Regions from separate parts of the Homo sapiens genome. Here region 2 is linked to region 1. Evidence: read pairs that join two places in POLR2A ChIA-PET (ENCODE). Cell type or tissue: MCF 10A. All regions are shown on one strand. Each heading gives the region's core, and the rest is flanking DNA. Links, peaks and the distances in the headings are about the cores only. Region 1 overlaps WWOX (WW domain containing oxidoreductase). Region 2 overlaps WWOX (WW domain containing oxidoreductase).

What was found. Peaks named below come from ENCODE experiments on the same cell type or tissue, not always from the same donor. Only the 100,000 strongest peaks of a DNase experiment are listed, where the experiment ranks them.
Region 2: POLR2A ChIA-PET joins it to region 1 with 10 read pairs; 3 of 35 experiments call an interaction of 5 or more read pairs at or near these places.

The regions. Positions count from the first base shown.
Region 1 is chr16:78,681,388-78,686,765 of GRCh38, reverse strand. The region is part of intron 8 of WWOX (WW domain containing oxidoreductase); the gene reads right to left. Among named protein-coding and RNA genes, the nearest start is that of WWOX-AS2, 180 kb to the right of the region's middle. In MCF 10A, for the core only: no CTCF peak of the experiment used is centred there; DNase peaks (open chromatin) are centred at 2,295 and 2,585.
Region 2 is chr16:78,561,852-78,567,229 of GRCh38, reverse strand. All of the region lies in intron 8 of WWOX (WW domain containing oxidoreductase), which reads right to left. Among named protein-coding and RNA genes, the nearest start is that of WWOX-AS2, 65 kb to the right of the region's middle. In MCF 10A, for the core only: no CTCF peak of the experiment used is centred there; a DNase peak (open chromatin) is centred at 3,169.

The DNA.
Region 1 (5,378 bases), core at 196-5,195:
AGGCATATGGAGTGCAGGGTGGAGTTGCTTATAAACATAAATGCCTACTGGGCCTTTCCTAAAACAACTGGATTCCCGGAAAAATGTCCTTATCATTGGTTCTCAAACTGGAGGACTTCCGAAAAAACAAATTAAAACAGGAGTTCCTCCAAAAACACAAATAGCTGGGCCCACTCCCCTTTAGTGTTTCTTATTCAGGATTTCTGGGGTGAAAACAGAAAATATGCATTTCTAACAGATTTCTTTTTTTTTTTTGACAGGGAGTCTCGCTCTGTCCCCCAGGCTGGAGTACAGTGGCACCATCTCTGCTAACTGCAAACTCCACCTCCCGGGTTGACACCATTCTCCTGCCTCGGCCTCCCGACTAGCTGGGACTACAGGCGCCCGCCACCACGCCTGGCTAATTTTTTGTATTTTTAGTAGAGGCGGGGTTTCACCGACTTAGCCAGGATGGTCTGGATCTCCTGACCTCGTGATCCGCCCGCCTCGGCCTCCCAAAGTCCTGGGATTACAGGCCTGAGCCACCGCGCCTGGCCTTCTAACAGATTTCTGAGTGATGCTGGTGTTGCTGGCCTGGGAGCCACACTTTGAGAACCAGATTCCTATAGCCAAAGAAGGATCCAGAAGGAAAAAACTTCCAGTGAACATCTGGTCCTGACTGTATGAATGTCTTTCCCCAATCTATAGATCCCAAATCTACTTGCACTTTCTTTTCCTTTTATCTCATTCTCTTTATTTCTTCCTTTCCTGCCCTTTTGTTTTATTTCCATTTCAAATTCCCTATTTCTATTTCTCTTCCCATTCCCCGTGGGTCCATGTCTCTCCTCCCTCCCTACCCACCTCTCTTTTTTCTTTTTCTTTTTTGTTTTTTTTCCTCTCTCTCTCTTTCCCTTTCTTGGCCCTGCTCTCAGATCTTTCCCTCAACAATAATCAGCCTCCCACCAGGCTCTCAACAGTGACCGAGATTACAGATACACCACACATGGGAGAAACACACAAGCCAAGATCTTACTCCTTGGCAAGCCAAATGAGGGGCAACTGTCGGAATAATTTCAAAGAGGGAGGACAGGAGTTCTGTGCTAAGCATTCAATAGCAGAAGCTTCTCTGCCTTTGCATTTAGCACCACACAAGCAAAACATATATGGCCATGTGAAATATACACAGAACAGTTATGTACGTACTGCTGGCAGATTGACTAGATTCTCAACATTAATTTTCATTTTGGGGGCTATTTTTGCATTTTAGGATACATAGTCCCCAGGTCTAGTTTTAAAATGCACTTAACTCCCATGCTAGGTGAAGATTTATAACAAAAGTGACTATTAGGAGAACATTCCCAGGTGAAGATCTACCATAGACAGACTTAGCTCTTTATGGCCTTATTGTGTCAGACTCTGAATATTAGACACATACAAAAAAAAATCACAGAATGAAAGTTATTAGGCTGCAGAATAGCTTCCCAAGGGACGTCCCCAGGCCTCATCACTTGAGTCATTAGAAACAAGACCAAACCAAACACTTGACTCTACCATTAGGGAATACTCCTGCCCTGGCTGAGGGTGGACAAGATGACCTCACAGATCTCTCCCAGTCCTCCCAGGGTCATAAAAACAGAATGGAAACTCTGACTAGACATCACGCTGCAGAGAGAAGTGGAGATACCAGTAGACTGAAAAGCAAGATCTCAGAGGGTGGACGATGTTACAGTGAACAGCACAGAGAAAAAATAATCCTGAGGATTGTGGCCAAAGGACACCCCAGAATAAAAATCACATTGAGAACACTCCCCAAAGAGGCCCACGATGCAATTTTGCAGACAGAGCTGTAAAACAACATGTGTTCACTAGTTTCTGATACATACTATGAGTGTTCCTATGCTCTGACTATAAAAGGAGTGATGAATTACAAGTGTATTTCCTGGCTCCCTCTTTTCTGAAGCTATAACTGCTTCACTGAAACATATGGGAACAAAGAGAAGCTCAACTAGGTGACAACTATGGTGCTTCCATAGTTCAGTATGATGCGTCCCACTAAAAAGTAGAGTTTAAAGCAGCTGAAACCAAGATTAACCTGGAAGAAGATAACAGGTCCCCCAACCCCATCCATGAGGGCAGAGTCCTTTCTCAGCCATTAGCAGGGACGGTGGAGTGTTCTGTGAGGTCCCACATGGCTTCTCCACCCCAGGGATGTTGCAGCTGTGAGGCACAGCCTGAGCCAGCGGGCATGCTTGCATCACATCCAGGTCCCGTAATAAATCTGAGGGAACTGCAAATGGGTGGGGTGGAGAGGAATTCTGGACTTGATCTGACTCAACACGCCACAGCTGTCATTCCAACTCACTTGGCCCTAAACTGCAAAACCAGTCATCCCTACCCACTGGCACTCCCTGCTAAGGAAAACCCTCATGGTTCATAGGTCCTTCTACTTAGGTGGGTTTTGTATTACCTGCCACCGCTCCCCTTCCCCACTCTGAGTACACCTGGACAGACCGCAGGTCCAATCATACATGAGCCAAGGGCAAATCTGTCCAGAAGTTTGCTCTGCAATCTACCAATGGGAAAGATGACTCATGCCAGTGGATTTCTGCGCTAGGGAATTGGGAAACCAACTCTAAGCCTGTTGCAGCAGGGACAGCTGATAAAAAGATGCCATGAGGTTGAGTTGAACTGCACGGCCATGAGCTAAAAAGGAAGCATGTGCGAGCCAAAACTGTGAGGGAGAAGAATGAATAAATCCAGCAGCAGCAGAATCAGCTAGTCAGAAAAAGAGAACGCCACAGTTGTGCAGGAGGGGATCGCAAGAGACAGTTACCCAAAACTGCCTCCTTTCCTCAGCTTGCCAACATTATCTCTTACAGTAAACCTTTTTCTTAGAAGAGGTGGCACAAGTAAAACTCTGTTCCTTGTGACCAAAGACGCCGAATTAAACACTCAGAAAATCTGAATTACATACATCTTGATGAGTGAGCTCTTCATGCCCTAAATCACGACTGTTGGATATTTAACTTGAAAATGCCCACAAGTCCCTGAAGACCACAACTTATCAATGGTATTGAAAACAAGAGGTGAGGCGTGGCAGCTCGTGCCTGTAATCCCAGCACTTTGGGAAGCCGAGGCAGGAGGATCACGTGAACCCAGGAGTTCAAGACCAGCCTAGGCAACAAAGCGAGACTTTGTCTCTATTTTTCATGTAATTTTTTTTTTATTATTTTTATTATTTTTTTTTGAGATAGAGTCTCCCTCTGTCAGCCAGGCTGGAGTGCAGTGGCACAACCTCGGCTCACTGCAACCTCCACCTCCCCGGTTCAAGTGATACTAGTGCCTCAGCCTCCAGAGTAGCTGGGATTACAGGCACACACCACCACGCCTAAATTTTTTTTTAATGTTTTTAGTAGAGATGGGGTTTCGCCTTGTTGCCCAGGCTGGTCTCCAACTCCTGAGCTCAGGCAATCCACCCGCCCTCCTGAGCTCAGGCAATCCACCCACCTCAGCCTCCCAAAGTGCTAAGATTACAAGTGTGAGCCACCGCGCCCACCTCCTTGTCTCTATTTTTTAAAAATAAAAATGAATTTAAAAAAAATTTTAAAGACCAAGTAACACTCAGTGTTTTCCTTACCTGCTCTTTTGGAAACTGGAAATCGATTTTAGGAATATTTCTGGGATAGAACAAAACAAGTCATCTGGAGTCAGAACCCAGGTTCTAAATGACGATCCTTCCTACCCCACCAAAGGTATCCATCACAGCAGCCTACAGATTCATTTATTGAAATCTCACATCTTAGAAGTGTTATCCTCACAGAATCATTCATTTACGCGGGGAAATCACTCACTTGGAGCTTATGATGTTTAGTCACGAAAGTATGTTTTTGCAAAACACCTACAATGCATTATCTAAAGCTGCTAAGCACCACTGTTCTATTTGCAGCAGGCATTAAGGCATTATCCTTTGTCCCATGCTGTGGACAAATGAATGGTGCAAGAAGTACTGGCTCCAAATTACCGTGAAGGGGAGAAATACCTTTCTTTAAAATTTTATTTTCATTTTTAATTTTTTAATAGGGTTGGGATCTTGCTATATTTCCCAGGCCAATCTCAAACTTCTCAAGCAATCCTTCTGCCTCAGTCTCACAGACTGCTGGGATTACAGGGGTGAACCACCACATGTGGCCTTCTTGTATCTTCAGAGACAGGGTCTCGCTCTATCACCCAGGCTGGAGTGCCATGGCATGATCGTAAGTCGTTGCAGCCTCCAACTCCTGGGCTCGTGGTATCCTCCTGCCTCAGCCTTCTGTGTAGCTGGGATTACAGGTACACGCCACCACCAGACCCGGCTAAAGGAAAAATAATTCATTGAAGACTGGTGCCAACTACCCACATGCAGAAACATTCATCCTCACTGGTACAAAAAAACTGAGCTGAAAGGTGTGAGCCATCTTTCAGTGGCTCTACTTAAACTATTAAACTACCAAGTATTTTAAACTATTAAGTTTACTAGTTTAAATAGAAGATTGTTATTTCATGACAGAAGAGTGGCATAGTGGGTTAGGCCCAATTTTCAAATATCAAGCGATTGTAGCAGATCCTGATTTGTAGGTGTAAAAAATAATTAGTAAAAATAAAATAACAGTAACACCAAAGGCCATTTGCTGAGTGTCTACAATGTCACCAGCTGCAGACTTTACATACATGCATTTTCTCAGTCGTCACAGTCATTTGGAGCATGGAGAACAACTCTTTACAAATGAAAAGACTTTTAAAAATCACTGCTCCAACTGTGGTCTGAGAGCTGTAAGCATCAGTGACATCTGGGCGCTTGCTAGAAAAGCAGACTCCTGGGCCCCAACCCAGAACTAGAGAATGAGGGGCTCTGCGGGGTGGGGCCCGAGACTTGTGTTTTTCTAACCAGCTCTCCAGCGGAGTCTCACACCAAAGTTGAAGAAAAGAAGCCCTGACTTAGAGAGTAACTTTCCAAGGCCAAATAGATAGTACGCCACAGAGTCACTGCGCACGCCTTTGTGCTGAGTATTGGAAACTGTCCCATTCACTTCAGGTAATTAACGAAGAGCTGGGCTGGGGATAATCAGGTTAACACCTGTAATTCAGGATTCCCCTGAGATCAGGAGCAGGAACTCTCAAACCTCGGTCTGTCCCTAGAGATTCTAATGGGCAGAGCCCTGTATTGCCCCTTTGCTTCTTCCCTTTTTCCTTTTTTTTTTTTTGTATATGGAGGAAATCTTGGGTGGCACGAGCCCTGTTTTTTGAAGTCATAATTAAAAGGGCTCTGATTCAAGTGTCTAGGATGTTTCCTTTATTGTTTTATAGATGAATGTGGAAAAAAAATTGACCTTTGTTTTGGTTTTTTGAGACAGAGTCTCGCT
Region 2 (5,378 bases), core at 155-5,154, 120 kb after region 1:
CCCTGGCAGGCAGCTCAGCTTTGGGAAAGCGTCAGGACATGATGGGGGCTTAAATTGGGCTTCTGCCAATCACGCCCTTCACCAGGGTTGGGCTTGTGATCTTTACTGGGTCATTCTGAACCTCAGTTTCTTCTTCTGATACTGAGAATGATGAATACACCTATCACTTAGGGTGGGATTAACAAATAATGAATGTATGACTTCAGCCTCATGCCTGGCACATAGAAAGCACACACATGTGAGTTTCTGCTATGATTACACTGGTGGTTGCTTCCATTTTAATTACTATGATTGCTATCGATACTGCTGCTATTACTAATACTATTCACAGAGACGTGACCCCTTTGATCTTCAATTCTTTCAACTCTGAACTGATGACAGCCATGCCCCACTCTGATTGATGAATCAAACAATGTGCAAAAAGCATGTTCTTGGTACTCTATCGGTGCTCAGTTTATTGCACATCTCCACCTTTCTGGCAGGAATTCTAGGAGGAGGAAGTAAAGCCCACTTTGGTGTCACTAAAATTTCCAATCTCCTGACTGCACTGTTGTGAGCCCTGTCCTGAGAGACTTCTCCCTACAGAAGAAGGAAGCTCTGCACAGTCTTGGGAGGTAAAAACCACAGCTTCCGGCTGCCTCTGAGCACTTACACCCTCCCAGCCTCAGCACAGACAGCCTCAGTTGGTCCTTGGAACCATCCTGTGCCTCACATGGATGCCTCACAATTTACAGCAAGGCCAGCGACAATCAGGGAGGAGAAGCCACAGGCCCAAGGCAGCAAAACTTGGTTTTTGGCAGAACTCAGAAAGCCAGAGGACCCTCTCCTGGTTCTGATACCATGTTCTCCCACTACTATACTTGCTATTTTCTGAATCACTTAGTAGAGAGGTAAGTGAGATAGTTGTTATGGACTAAATGTATGTGTTCCTCTCCCCAGCTCCCCCAAATTCATATGCTGAAGCCCTATGCCCCAGTGTGACAGTACTTGGAGGTGGGGCTTTGGGAGGTGACTAATTTCAAATGAGATCATGGGGGACGGGGTACGATGGGATTAGTATCCTTATAAGAGAAAGGTTCCAGACCCCTTCCTCTCTCTGCCATGAGAGGACACACAAAGGCATCCATCTGGGAACCAGAAAGAGAGCCTCAGGCAGGCACAGAATGTGCCCATGGCTTCACCTTGGACTTCCCAGCCTCTAGACTGTGAGGAATAGAGGTCTGCTGTTTAACCTGCCCAGTCTATGGTATTATGTTAAAGCCATCCAGGCAGACAAAACAATCGCCATTGTATGAATATCTGCCCAGTCAATGTTGGGGGCGGGGGGCGGGGGATGAAAAATGTGATGGTCTTACCCACATTTCAGTCCTGAGAGATGGAGCTGGGACAGCTTCATAAGGAAGACTCCCATCACTGAGTGGCCCCCTGGATAAAGCTTATATTCTCTACTTCCGCGGATAGCCTGGAGGATATTGTTATCCCTGCTCTATGGATGAGGGAACGTGAAGTCCAGAATTAGTGGTTGTGGTAGAGTAATAATGACTCCCTACAAGAGAAGTCTACACACTAATTCCCCAAATTTGTGACTCTGTCATCAGCCATGGCAAAGGGGACTCTGAAGATGTGATTAAGGACCCTGAGATGGAGTGATTATCCAAGATTATCTGGGTATTCCCAATGAAATCAAAAGGGTCCTTATAAGAGAGTGGCCAGAGGGCCAGATGAGGAGAATGTGATGGGACAACGGAAGAGGAATCAGTAAAGGAGATGTGATGATATTAAACTGCTGGTTTGAAGCCAGAGGAAGGGGCCAAGAGCCAAGGAATGCAGGAGGCCTCTAGAAGATGAAAAACGCAAGGAAACAGATTCTCCCCTAGAGCCTCCAGAAGGAACAAGCCCTACTGACATCTTGACCAGGTGAGACTGATTTTGAACTTGTGACTCCCCAGAACTGCAACATGATAAGCATGTGTTGTTTAAAGCCAGTACGTTTTTGGTAATTTGTTTATAACAAATCAGCTATCAGCAAGAGGAAAGAAACACAGTGATGGAGTTAGACTTCAAACTTAGAGGCACCAATGCCAAAGTCAGAGTTCCTTCTACTCTGCTATGCTGCTCTGATGAATGAATGAATGGACAAACTGAGGTTCCTTCCAGTTATAGTTGCTGGGGAGAGAACAGTTCAAGAACCTGCTTGTACTCTTCTCTCGGTTCCTAGGGCTCCAACAATTGTGTAGTGTATCCTTTGATGTTGTTTTCGTTTTCTACTTGTCTTGTTAAAAAGGAAGGAGGATTTCAGATGGCATGGATAAATACAAACTGCATATAAAAACTAGAGAAGAGTCAAGAGTGGGGAGAAAAGGGAGCAAAAGAAAAAGAGGAAAGAAAAGAAAAAATAAAACTGATGATCCGTAAATAGATCTTGAGGGGAAAAAATTTAAGTTAAAATTTTTAAACAAATAAGGAAATAGGTGAAATTAGTTGCCAGAGAGGTACCATATGGTTGTATGACTTTACTGGAGCCAGGAAGAAGGGTGCCAGAAATTTATTTTTGAGCTCCCGAGTGGCCAGATAAAAGAAGGGAATATTCTCAGATATGAGGTTCAGATTTAAAAAGAAATTGATTGCTTAGGAGAAATGATCTTTTCTTGATATGAGACCTCTGAGAAAGGTCTCCTGGGTTCTCTGTGTGTTAACACTCACTCTCTACCCCTCCCATTAGATCCTGCCACCTGATCCTTGTGAGGGAGACTAGATTTTCAAGGATCTTCAATTTCTTGAATATCCCTGTAGCATATAACCCTGGATGAAATGTTCATGCTTCCTGAGACAGAAAACACTAGCCAGGGCATCAGCGAGGGTTCACTCACCAAATAACTGAATACTTCTGCATACCAGGCCTACAGCTGAGGAAAAGGGCAAACACTACACATTTTACTTCTTTACAACAGCTCCCGAAGAGTCAATTTCAAAAGTATTGTCTCCATTCAATTTTGCTGTGCAATGAACCATCACAAATATTAGTGGCTATAAACAACAGCTACTTATTTTTAGCTCAAGATTGCATGAGTCAGCAATTTGGGCTGGGCTCAGCTGGGCAGGTGTCTGCTGTCAGCAAGGCAGTTGCGTCTGTAGGTTGGCTCTTGGCTGGGGCAATATGGAAACATGGTCTTGTGTCTCTCATCGCCCAGAAGGCTAGCCTGGGCTTGTTCGCACCCAGAAGTAAAAGGGTTCGTAGCACAGCAAGTGGGCAAGCACCAACATAAAAGCACGTTTCAAGCCTTTGCTTGTGCCGTGTTTCCAAATGCCTCATTGGTCAAATCAAGTTTCATGCCATCCTGGTTCAAGGAGTGGACAAACGAACTTCACCTTTGGAGGGCGAGATCTACAATTTCACAGTGCAAGGATGTACATATGCAGGGGACAGGGAAGAATTGGTGGCCATTTTTACAATCAACCATAGATATTAATTATTGGTATCTGTGGACTTAATATCTGCCAACCAGGACACAAATACAGACAGTTCTTAATAACAAGGGATATTAATGAATCAGATCACTAATCATTCCTCCTGGATAATTTAATATAGTTTATTCAACACAAAGGCAGCAGGGTGGAAGAGAGGTAGCTTCCTAAAAGGCATTTGGTTCTAAAAATCTACCTTTACGTTCTATTGCAATAGGAGAAAAAAAAAAAGAAAAAAAAAAAAAAGCGTGTGTGTGTGTGTGTGTGTGTGTGTTCACCCACACGAGTGCCCGTATCCTGAACACATACTATCTTTGGATTCTCCCTCCTACGTTGTTATTGTTCAATTTTTGGCTTCAATACCTGTCAGTTCTGTTCCTGAACCACCCCATACTGCCCTGAATCTGCAGCTGCTCCAGTGATATTCAGAGTATTGAAAAGAAATAAATAAATAAAATAAAAGGAAAGTTGCAGAAGGGCAACACTTACCCCATACACAGGAAAATAGACTGAAAGGAAAGTATTGTCAAAGTGTTTTGCAAATGACATTTTCAGCAATATAAATTATGATTTATTTTCCCATGTAATCATCTTGATTGCAGACATCCTTTTGGAGAAATCGCACTGCTCTTGGCTAGCTTTTTAAAGCCTCACAAGACAACTTTCAAACCTGATTAGTATGTATGCTGTAAAATCAGATACATTATATTTAGCTTGAAGTGCAGAGCATCGTGGGTGCAAAGAAAGAAAGATAGGGGGAGGGATTAAAAAAAAAAAAGAACATCTGTAAAGCTTTTCAGAGGGATCTGCACAGCATATGGCAGAGTAAGAGTTTGCTCAAGTTCTCTTTATGTAATTAACTGACTATGTGTCACCTCCCCATCGTGGAGCTCCGACGTCGCTCAGCTATGGGATGTGATGACTCCGTACCAGGGAGGGGCTCATGCTTTTCTGTGATGACACTGAAGAGCTCAGCACTTCCATAGACAGGGTCTTCCCTGAGTTAAAGATCTTAACTCCTAGCTTGCATGCTTTCACCTCCATTCAGGGGAGCGATCAGATTGTCAGTGAGTGCAGATGGCCTCAAAGGAAGGCAAGTATTGACCGAGTGTGAGCAACTGACAAAGAGCTATGTATGGAAACAGGCCTCTCCAATGGGAGTAAGTGACAGGCCCAGCAGGGTCAGCCCAGAGGGAGGCACGTGCAATGCCAAGGGCAGACATTTATGGAGTCCTCAAGCTCAAGGTCAACAAGTGCAGAATGGGTACCTCCATGAACCTGGGAGGTTAGGGGCCTTGCTTGCCTCCCTTAACTCTGGTATGCTCAGCATCAGGGGATGTGGGAACAGATACATTCCTGGAGTGTGAATCTAACTTGTAAGCAACGAAAACACTAGATCGTATAGTAACACACAACACTGCGGAATTCAGAGTAGATGCAGAATATGCATGGGTTTTTGAGATAAAGTGAGCTCTCAGAGTAGGAATTCTGCATGCAGTGTGAGAGCTAGAGGCAGCATTCCCAAACCTCGCGAGGCTCTTATTTCCTTCTCCTGTGCCCAAAAGGCACTCCACCACGAAACAGTTTGAGAAGCTAGAGATTTCCAGAGAGCTTGGATCAAATCCAGAGTTGAGCATCCAATTTGTTTGGATAACTCTATCTGAGAAAAGGGCAGGGGAAGTGATGTTTGTTGAGTGCCCAGCATATGCCTCCACGGGGCTAAAAACAAAGACTCCATTTGCCATTGCTTCATCATTATAGCAATCCTGAATGTCAACCCATTGTTAGGTTGGTGCAAAAGTCATTGCGCTTTTTCCTGTTACTTTTAATGGGAAATTAGATAGAGACGTTAAGGCACAGAGAAGATAATGAGTTGCATCAGGTCACTCAAGAGACCAACTATTTTCAATTCA